Regions from separate parts of the Homo sapiens genome. Here region 2 is linked to region 1. Evidence: chromatin contacts called from ENCODE Hi-C or POLR2A ChIA-PET data. All regions are on one chromosome and are shown on one strand. The core of a region is the stretch at or near the end of the contact, and the rest is flanking DNA. Distances in the headings are between cores, read along the strand shown. Region 1 holds the start of RRP7A (ribosomal RNA processing 7 homolog A). Region 2 holds the start of ACO2 (aconitase 2).

What was found. Hi-C counts contacts between places; a loop is a spot of excess contacts on that map. ChIA-PET counts read pairs that join two places held with the same protein, here RNA polymerase II (POLR2A). Pooled maps may share reads with other maps.
Region 2: a loop to region 1 is called in a pooled map, with 6 times the contacts of the local background. The contact joins the promoter of ACO2 here to the promoter of RRP7A in region 1. A Hi-C loop is called at or near these places in 5 of 50 pooled maps. POLR2A ChIA-PET finds 5 or more read pairs at or near these places in 2 of 52 experiments (GM12878 and H1).

What each region holds. Positions count from the first base shown.
Region 1 is chr22:42,518,546-42,523,108 of GRCh38, forward strand. RRP7A (ribosomal RNA processing 7 homolog A) reads right to left here and starts at 1,251. Exons shown (of 7, transcript NM_015703.5): 1 at 1,169-1,251. The coding sequence starts at 1,241. LOC124900479 (a long non-coding RNA gene) reads left to right here. Exons shown (of 3, transcript XR_007068117.1): 1 at 1-808. RefSeq lists silencers at 1,003-1,132, 1,143-1,312, 1,333-1,392 and enhancers at 1,573-1,632, 2,158-2,452.
Region 2 is chr22:41,467,713-41,472,566 of GRCh38, forward strand. ACO2 (aconitase 2) reads left to right here and starts at 1,405. Exons shown (of 18, transcript NM_001098.3): 1 at 1,405-1,470. The coding sequence starts at 1,435. It overlaps PHF5A (PHD finger protein 5A), which reads right to left and starts at 980. Exons shown (of 4, transcript NM_032758.4): 1 at 890-980; 2 at 412-435. The coding sequence starts at 941. RefSeq lists enhancers at 710-1,379, 949-1,510, 1,511-2,072.

The DNA.
Region 1 (4,563 bases), core at 1-2,500:
GGTACACCAGGGCCTCACACATGCTGGCCTCTCTACCTGGCGTGTCACCCTCTTCCCTCCCGCTCACCTCAGGTTTAGCTCAAACCTCGCTTCCTCAGGAGAGCCTTAGCATCACCTCCGCCCCTCCTGCCAGCTCAGATCCCACTGCCTGTGCCTTCACAGCTTCTCTTAACAGTCTGGAGGCTATATTGATGAGATTCTTTGGTTAATCGCTGGCACACCCATGACTGTAATCCTCATAAAGCTAGGAACTGCTTCTATTTTTCTCACACCTCCGTCACAGTACCGGTTGGCGTAGAGCTGCGGTCCCTGAACTCAGGAAGCTCAGTTGCAATAACGGAGAAGACAATTAACAAGCATACAGCAAACTTGTATCAATTGTGAAAGAAACATTACAGGGTGATGGGGTGGCAGAGGTCTTCTTTCCATAGGCCATCACGGATGGCCTCTTTGAGGAAGCAACATTAAAGCTCAGGCCAGAACGCCACTGTGCAACAAACCGGCACAGCACGTGCAAAAACCCAGAGGGGGGAAAAAGCATGTTCCCTCAGAGGAACAGAAAGAGCTTTAGGTCGGCACCAGCCAGACCACGTGGCCCACACAGGTTAAGAAGTCTGGTTTTTGTTTTAGAAGCTACCTGATAAAGCCACTGGAGGGAATGCAGTAGGTGTGGCGCCTATCGTGGGCGCGGCAGACATGATCGAATCTAAATGTCCTTAAAAGAACATTCTGGCACGTGGGTGGAGAACAGAAGCAGGGGCAAGAGGAGAAGGAGGGCAACCGAGTAGGAGGGCCTATAACAGCCCAGGTAAGAGCTGATGGGGGATGGACTAGGAGCAGAGGCGATGAGAAGGGGATGGGCTCACCTGGACGAGCGGGTGTGGACGGAAATGGGTTTGTCCTGGGTGAGAGTGTGGACAGAGGCGGGCTCACCCAAGGGAAGCGTGGACCAAGTTGGGCTCGCCCCGGGAGAGTGAGCAGGCAGAAGGGCGCCGCCTGGGTCCTCGGGACCCCGGAGCCTCAAGACCTGCGGAGCCTGGGGCCACGGGCCACCGGGGCTCACACCCAACCGTGCGGCCGCTCCTGGGGACCCCCGGCCGTCGCCAACCCCCAAACACCTCCCGGCGATGCCTGACCGCCCCCGGTCTCGCGTCCCGGAGCCCCTCACCTGCGTAGCCCAGTGGGCTGGGGATACGGTCCTCCGGGTCCCGCGCGGCGCACTTCCTCCTGCGCGCCACCATCTTGCCACCCGGGAGCGCGGGGGCCGCCGGGAGTTGCGGTTCGGCGCCGGCGCGAGCGCGTTTTCGTGGCGCCTGCCCCGCCCCCTCACTCCAAGCCCGCCTCCCCGGCCCCGCCCGCCATGGCCCAACCTTCATCCGCTCAGAGATAAATCAGCGCGCGAAAGTGGGAGCGAATGTCAGAGTTGACCCCGGCCAGTCACGAGTGCGAACTCAGCTTTCCACTCATGCATTCACACGTTGAATAGGCAGTGTGAGAGAAATCCAGGATGGCTGCTAGGTTTTCAGTCTGAGCAACTAAGAGGATGGTGTTGCCATTGACTGAGATGGGAAGACTGCAGGAGAGGGGCCTGCTTGGGGGTGAAAATGGAGTAGATCAGTTCTCTGTGAGCCGTGGTGAGATGCCCATTAGGCCACTCAGGGGACATGTCAGGTGGGCACTTAGATATGAGACTGAACAGACTGAACATCAGAGATGTCAGGCCTGGAGCAATACACACGGGACTGGCCATGGATAGGTTATTGACAGTTACGAGAGGAGCCGGGTGCGGTGATTCATGCCTGTAATCCCAGCAATTTGGGAGGCCGAGGGGGGCGGATCACTTGAGGTCAGGAGTTCCAGACCAGCCTGGCCAACATGGTGAAACCCCGTGTCTACTAGGTACAAAAAGTAGCCGGGCGTGGTAGTGCATGCCTGTAATTCCAGCTACTCGGGAGGCTGAGGCAGGAGAATCGCTTGAACCCAGGAGGCGGAGATTGCAGTTAGCCAAGATCGCCCCACTGCAATCCAGCCTGGGCAACAGAGCGAGACTCTGTCTCAAAAAAAAAAGAAAGAGAAAAAAAAAGAAAGTTATGAGAGGGTGTGATCGCCAAGGGAGCAAGTGTAGATAGGGGAGAAATGAAGTCCAAGGACTCCACTTTTCTGGACTCCAAAGGGCCTCTCAGACTGTGTACCCGCCAGCCCTTGATGTATCTACTATTTCTCTTTTCCCAGTGTACAGTTGCTTCTTGGAAATGCTGTCGGCCCCTTTGGGGAAAGATTAGGAGCCTACTACTGCAAATATTTGTGGTCTGGAGGGGACCCAGCCTCCCTTTCAGTCAGTGACCTCTGGTTCTGAGGCCTAGCTTAGGCCTGGAAACTGGATGAGGGGTTGGGATTTTCCATCAGCAGCTGCCATTACTGTCCTGTTCGCTCGTTTTTTGTTTTTGATCTTTCTTTGCTTAGCGCAGTCAAGCAGTGTTGGGGCTTCCGTGGCCCCTGGGAATACCGTGGTCTACTAGCATTCACCAGAGACTCCTGTGCGCCCAGGATCCCTGGCAGCCACTCTGGCCTTGCTCCTGTTCTGACAGTCACATCAACCGAACCTCTGCTCTCTGGAATCCTATCTCCTGCTGACCTTTCCGAGCCCGGCTCCAGTCCTATTTGCCCTCTTCTACCCTGGCCTCAGAGGACGGCCATGCCGATTGCCCATTGATGCCTAGACCCCCCACTAGTCAAAGCAGTCTCTGGTGAACCCTCCAGAAATACGGTCATCTGGCTTCTCAGATGTTGCATAATAAATCTGTGCCTGCACATCCCCCTCCCCGAGGCCTTTGGCTCCTTCTCAGTGCCCTGCCACCATCGTTCTGTTATCTCCCTCTCATGTATTGCTTCCACGCTTCAAGGAGCCATCTCGATGGATATCAGGACTGGCCACACAACATCACTTTTTTTTTTTTTTTTTTGAGATGGAGTCTCGCTGTGTCGCCAGGCTGGAGTGCAGTGGCGCGATCTCCGCTCACTGCAACCTCCGCCTCCTGGGTTCAAGCAATTCTCCTGCATCAGCCTCCTGAGTAGCTGGGATTACAGGTGTGCACCACCATGACCAGCTAAATTTCTTATTTTTGATAGACACAGAGCTTCGCCATATTGGCCAGGATAGTCTCGATCTCTTGGCCTTGTGATCCGCCCACCTCGGCTTCCCAAAGTGCTGGGATTACAGGCATAAGCCTTTTTTTTTTTTTTTTTTTTTTTTTTTTGAGACGGAGTCTCACTCTGCTGACACCCAGGCTGGAGTGCAGTGCTGCCATCTCAGCTTACTGCAACCTCCACCTCCCGGGTTCAAGCAATTCTCCTGCCTCAGCCTCCCAAGTAGCTGGGATTACAGGCATGTGCCACCACACCCAGCTACTTTTTTGTATTTTTAGTAGAGACAGGGTTTACCATGTTGGCCAGGCTGGTCTTGATCTCCTGACCTCAGATGATCTGCCCACCTCGGCCTCCCAAAGTGCTGAGATTACAGGTGTGAGCCACTGCACCCAGCCTAGAATTCAAGACTCTTGAGCCCATCTATCCAGACGTTCCCTGCCCTAGGTGACAGTGTCCGCTCCTTCACTTCTGTGCTCCTTGACTGGAGCACAGCACTTAGCACAGCCGTTCATCTGCCCTGATTCAAACTCCACAGTTCTCATCAGGTTCTAGGCCTTTATCAGCACAATGTGACCTGTCTTTAAACACGTCTCTGGAAGCCCCTCCTGATTTTCACCTTGGGCTATAAGTTGATAAATGGCTGTCCTGAGGCCTGTTGTTTTCTTCCTTCAGCCCACTGATGCCACTCGATCAATTAACTCCACTTTCTTTATAATTACCACTGCCCATGTATTTCATGGGTCAGGAATTTGGGCAATGCTCTGCTAGGAGATTTTGTTTCTCCCTGTGGCACTGACTGAGGGCATTTGATGGTATTCAGCTGGCATATGGGCTGCACTAAAGGTTCCAAGTCACTTCACTCACATCGCAGCATCTCAGCAGATGAGTCCGGCATCTCAGCAGGGATGGCTGGTGATAGAGTTTGAGTATTTGTCTCCGCCCAAATCGCATGTTAAATTGTAATCCCCAGTGCTAGAGGTGGGGCCTGGTGGGAAGTGTTTGGATCATGGGGGCCTCATGGCTTGGCGCCGTCTTTGCGTCTTTGCGATCGCGAGTTCTCGCGAGATCTGTTTGTTTAAAAATGGGTGGCTGCTTCACCCCCCACTTTGTTGGTCAGGCTTTCACCATGTGAAGTGACCCCTCACACTTCGCCTTCCACCATGAGTCAAAGCTCCCTGAGGCCTCCCCAGAAGCAGATGCAGCCATGCTTCCCGTACAGCCTGCAGAACCAATTCAACGTCTTGGCTTTATAAATTCCCCAGTCTCAGGTATTTCTTCATAGCAGTGCAAGAATGGCCGAATATGGCTGGGCTCAAGTGGGACTTGTCAACTAGAGCACCCACCCATGGATTTCCTAGCATGTGGTCTCAGTAGTCAACTTTTTTTTTTTTTCCTGCTTGCTGGGAGGAGGAGGAG
Region 2 (4,854 bases), core at 155-2,654, 1.1 Mb before region 1:
CTCCTTTTGACAGTGACTTTAGGGCCCTCCTCTTGGCATCACAAAACTTGGTTTCCCCAGTGTCCATCTCAAGCCCCTCAACACATACAAAAGTTTACCAATTAACATATGTGAAGAGCTTAGAAAAGCACCTCGGAGATGATAAGCCTGTATAATTGCTGGCAAAGTGCTGTGTGTTGGGGAGGGGTCATGCTACTCTGGCGATTCTTCCCGTTGAAAACTAGAGAGATACAGCGTTAAATGTGCAAGCGGCAGTGGGGAGTTAGAGGGGCCTTTGGCTAAAGTGCAGCATTCAGTGTTCACATACTTCCAGGCACATCTACTCAAAGCCCTCTTTGTGGCACTTTTGCTGGTTCCACAGAAAACTGGGAGTGGGAAGGGTGGGTTGTTGGGACGGTGTGTTCCACTCACATTTTTCACACAGTCTTCCGATGGCTGCAAGATGAAAGATGGTAAAAAGTACAATTAGAATAAAGGTTTTGAGAAAGAGGAGAAGTACATCCTCGAGCTGGGGGTAGGGACATGAGTAAGGACTGCAGTGAGTGAGACCTGCGGATAGCCATTTTATCATTACAAATTTCCATATGAACCAAACCTACATCCAAGCACCCTCCTGAATCTCCTCCAACGCCCTGGGCAAGCTCAGAGTTTCTCTGGACCTGGTTCAGACCCCACCCCCCGATACCTGCCTGGGGCTCCCAGCACGCGCACCCCCGCCCTCTTCTCATCAGAGGCCACAAACCTGCGCGCTCCTACAACACCCCGCGCCTGAGAGGCGGGAAACGTGGCGCCTGCGAGGCAAGCCCCTAAGGAAGAGACGGGAACCCCCGACCCCCCAGCTCCTAATACCACCCCTGCCCAGACAGCCAGGGGTAGGGCGCAGTCTCACCAACACCAGCCTGCTTGCGGCAAAAGATCAAATCAGGATGATGTTTAGCCATAGCTCCTAACTAAGCCGGCCACCGGAAGCTTCGGGAACTTCCGTCCGACCTTTAACCCCCATTGTTCCTGCCTCCACGTCGCTGTGATTGGTTCTCTAAGCTTCCGTCAGTTTACAATCCTTGCACCAGGCCCGTCTTGCTCTCGCGCGAGTTTTTGTCGCTGCTGGGCGGCCAGGTCCTGGCAGGTGCATGAAACTCTTAAAAACTCTCCCAGATTTGGATGGCGGAGATAACTAAAATTTGTTCTTGGGTAAAACATCTTTGTGCTTGGTATCTATTTCTGCAAGTGTCTTTGGGCAGTCCGATTTCCTCTTGCGTGTCTGTTCGTTGCACGTGAGCTCCGCCCATTGCGTTCACAGGGTTCTGGCGCCTCTAGGGAGGCCTCGCCTTCACCGTGACGCCCCACTCTTCCGGGCACGCCCCTGCCCAAAGGCTTTAAAGGCGCCGTGTGGGACGTCACTTTAATGCGACCTCATCTTTGTCAGTGCACAAAATGGCGCCCTACAGCCTACTGGTGACTCGGCTGCAGGTGAGCGAGCTCAGGGACCTCTGGGTTCACGGGGGCGGGGTGCCTCCTACTGTGCCGGCGGCTGTGGGCGAGGCAGGGCGAGGCGGGCCCAACCTGGGGCCAACTTCTCGTGTACCTGTCCCGGTTGTGGGCCCGGCACCCGTGCCCGCTTCTCTGGTGCCCTAGGTCAAGGCGTCCCCGGCACAGTCAGCTTTCCTGGCCCTGTCCCTGCCTCGCAAGAAGCGTGGGCCCAAGCAGCGGCGGCCGGGTGAAGAGCGGAGGCACCTCTTTCTTCTTTTTGAGGACAGCATTGCCTGCTCCCGTGGGGTGTGTTTCCATTCCTCAAGGTGAGGACAAGGTGACTAGGGGGCGCGGTCGTTGTTGAGTCTTCTAGGCCCAGTTCCTGAGGCCTCACTTCCCATCTCTTAGCAACAGAGGCATGACAGCATCTACGGTTGCCAGGCCTGGAGTCTGGAGAAGAAACTAGGACCCTGTACCACCTTTTGAGGACCCTGCGGAACGTGGAATGTCGGGGAGGGGGGCGGTCTTCTGGGCCCATACGTAGTAAATAATATAATAATAGTCTCTCACCTTTGCACAAGATTTGAGGCCTGTTTTAATTCTTCATAATATTATTTGATTCCTGTAATCGTAGGAATGAGGTGGTTTTTCTCATTTGATAGATGATAAAGCTGGTAGAAAGTAGGTGAAAGTTCTGATTCTCAAGAGTGTCACCGAAGTGCTGTGGCAGAAGCATGGGCCCTACCACCACTCAGTTCTTGTTTATGTCAGCCTGCCCTCACAGAACTTTATGAACCACGGTGCAATTATTTCTGTTTGTCAGAATGCAGTACGAATATTTTGAGCCTCACAATAAGTTGCTTGTCAAATATGGGAGGATAAGGAGACTCCAGTTTGACCTTGACTCCCCTGTTAGGAGCTATCTAGAAAGCTGACTGACTGCCAGATGATTTTTTCACTTCTAACTTGACAGCCCTGGGAAGGTGTTATACTCAGAGGTTCAATGTCAAATGTGTACTTTGTTAATAAAAATCAAGCAAGCATCTGTAGACATTCTCTGTCAACCTTTCACATTTAACTTTGTGAATTCCTTTTGGATCAAGTGGCGCAACTTTGATAATAGAATTTTACGAGTTGTTATGCGTTGTACTCTCAGGAAGCTTGTGGTACTTGAACTTATTTTTCATCACATTGCTTAAATTTAAACTTGAACTTATTTTTCATCACATTGCTTAAATTGAAACCATATGGTTTAAAGTAAAATCATCATTTATCTGAAAGAAAATATTTCTGATCTCAATTCCGGGCTAAGGGAAAGGATTTGCACCTAATTATCTCTTTACATCTTTTTTTTTTTTTTTTTTTTTTTTTTTTTTTTTTGAGACAGTCTTGCTCTGTCACCCAGGCTGGAGTGCAATGGCGCAATCTTGGCTGACTGCAACTCTGCCTCCTGGGTTCAAGTGACTCTCCTGCCCTCAGCTTCCCGAGTAGCTGGGATTACAGGTGTGCACCACCATGCTTGGCTAATTTTTGTATTTTTAGTAGAGACGGGGTTTCACCCTGTTGACCAGGCTGGTCACAAACTCCTGACCTCAAGTAATCGGCCTGCCTTGGCCTCCCAAAGTCCTGGGATTACAGGTGTGAGCCACCACACCTGGCCTCTTCACGTCTTTTGATTCTCTAGGTTAATGATGTGGAAATAGTTGTTTCTTCCTGTCTCATGATTTAAGGGAGTCAGGCAAGATTATTTGATAAGATAAATGATTATAGAGTTCTTGAACTTGGAAGAGAAGAATAGTATCACACCATTTTGAACCGAAAAGGATCTTGGAAAGTATGAGTATTAGACTGGTGTAGAAGGAGATCTGGGCTCTCTTTCCTGATCCTGTGACCTTGAGTAAGTTACTTCCTGAATCCATTGTCCATTGGAGATGATCTTCATTGAACAAATGTATATTCAGCAAGTGGATGTTAGAAAGTGATGAGCAAGTAGAATGAGTTTACAACCATCACGTAGACTAACCTCTTATACAGGTGGAAAAATCTAAGACCTTGAGAGCCTGGGTGACTTCCAGTAGCAGAGTCAGGATTAAAATCCTGGTCTCCTTGTTTGTTCCTTCAGCTAAGATGAATGAACAATATTATGCAGTTTGCACACTGCCTCCCAATAACCAGGCTGTCTCAAATAACCAACTAACACGGTTTCTCTGAGAAGCTTGTATATTTACCCCTTTTGTGCTTAGATACATTTGAGAAGTGATGGTTACTACCTTAATAGTCATGTATGCAAAACCCTATGCCTGTAGTCAATTCATTCCTACCTCATTCACCATATATTTACTGAGCGCCCAATGCTTGTTCTGGATACCGTGGTAAGCAAAGACAGTCCCTGTTCTCGTGGAGCTTCCACTGTATTCTAATGTACCTGACTGCAGAGGGCCTTGGAGATCTTTCTCAGCCAAATATAGTATTTTTCTTTCCTTGGCTGGACCAAAGGTGAAGGTAGATAATAGAATGATGGGTGTTACTCCCAGCACTAAGAGTACCTAACATTTATCTTACTGTGTATGACTAATTTCACATGACTCTGTGAGATGAGGCAGGCCTATTAGCCTGATTTATAGATGAAGAAACAGGATTAGAGAGCAAACATAGTGTTATGGTTGAGAGCATGGACTCTGGCATCAGGCAGCCTAGATTTGAATACCGTAATGACTCTAACACTCATGTAGCTGTGTTTTGGGTAAGTTACTCAACCTCTCTGCACCTGTTTCCTTGCCTTTAGATACAATAATAATAGTATGTCTGTTTCAATCATGTAATAGTTGTAAAGTATTTAGAACCCTGCCTGGTACTTAATAAGGGCTATATAATTGCTAAATAAATTTGTGGCAGGGTGCAGTGTCTCACGCCTGTAATCCCAGCACTTTGGGAGGCCAAGGCAGGTGGATCACAAGGTCAGGAGTTCGAGACCAGCCTGGCCAATATGGTGAAACCCCATCTCTACTAAAAACACAAAAATTAGCTGGGTGTGGTGGCAGGCGCCTGTAGTCCCAGCTACTCGGGAGGCTGAGGCAGAAGAATCCCTTGAACCCAGGAGGCGGAAGTTGCAGTAAGCCGAGATCGCGCCACTGCACTACAGCCTGGGTGACAGAGTGAGACTCCGTCTCAAAAAAAAAAAAAAAAAATTGCCTGGGGCTTTATCAGTAGTTGTTAGTAGGTATGGTTTGAATCTGGACATGTCTGATTCCGAAGCCTGAGGGCTTAGCAACTGGCACTATGCTGCTTCCCTTTGGCATCGAGCTCAGCCTGTGGATCAGGGCACCATAACCTCAGAACAGTGCCAAGTTGAATGTGTACTCTCGTTTGACAGTACCTGCTACC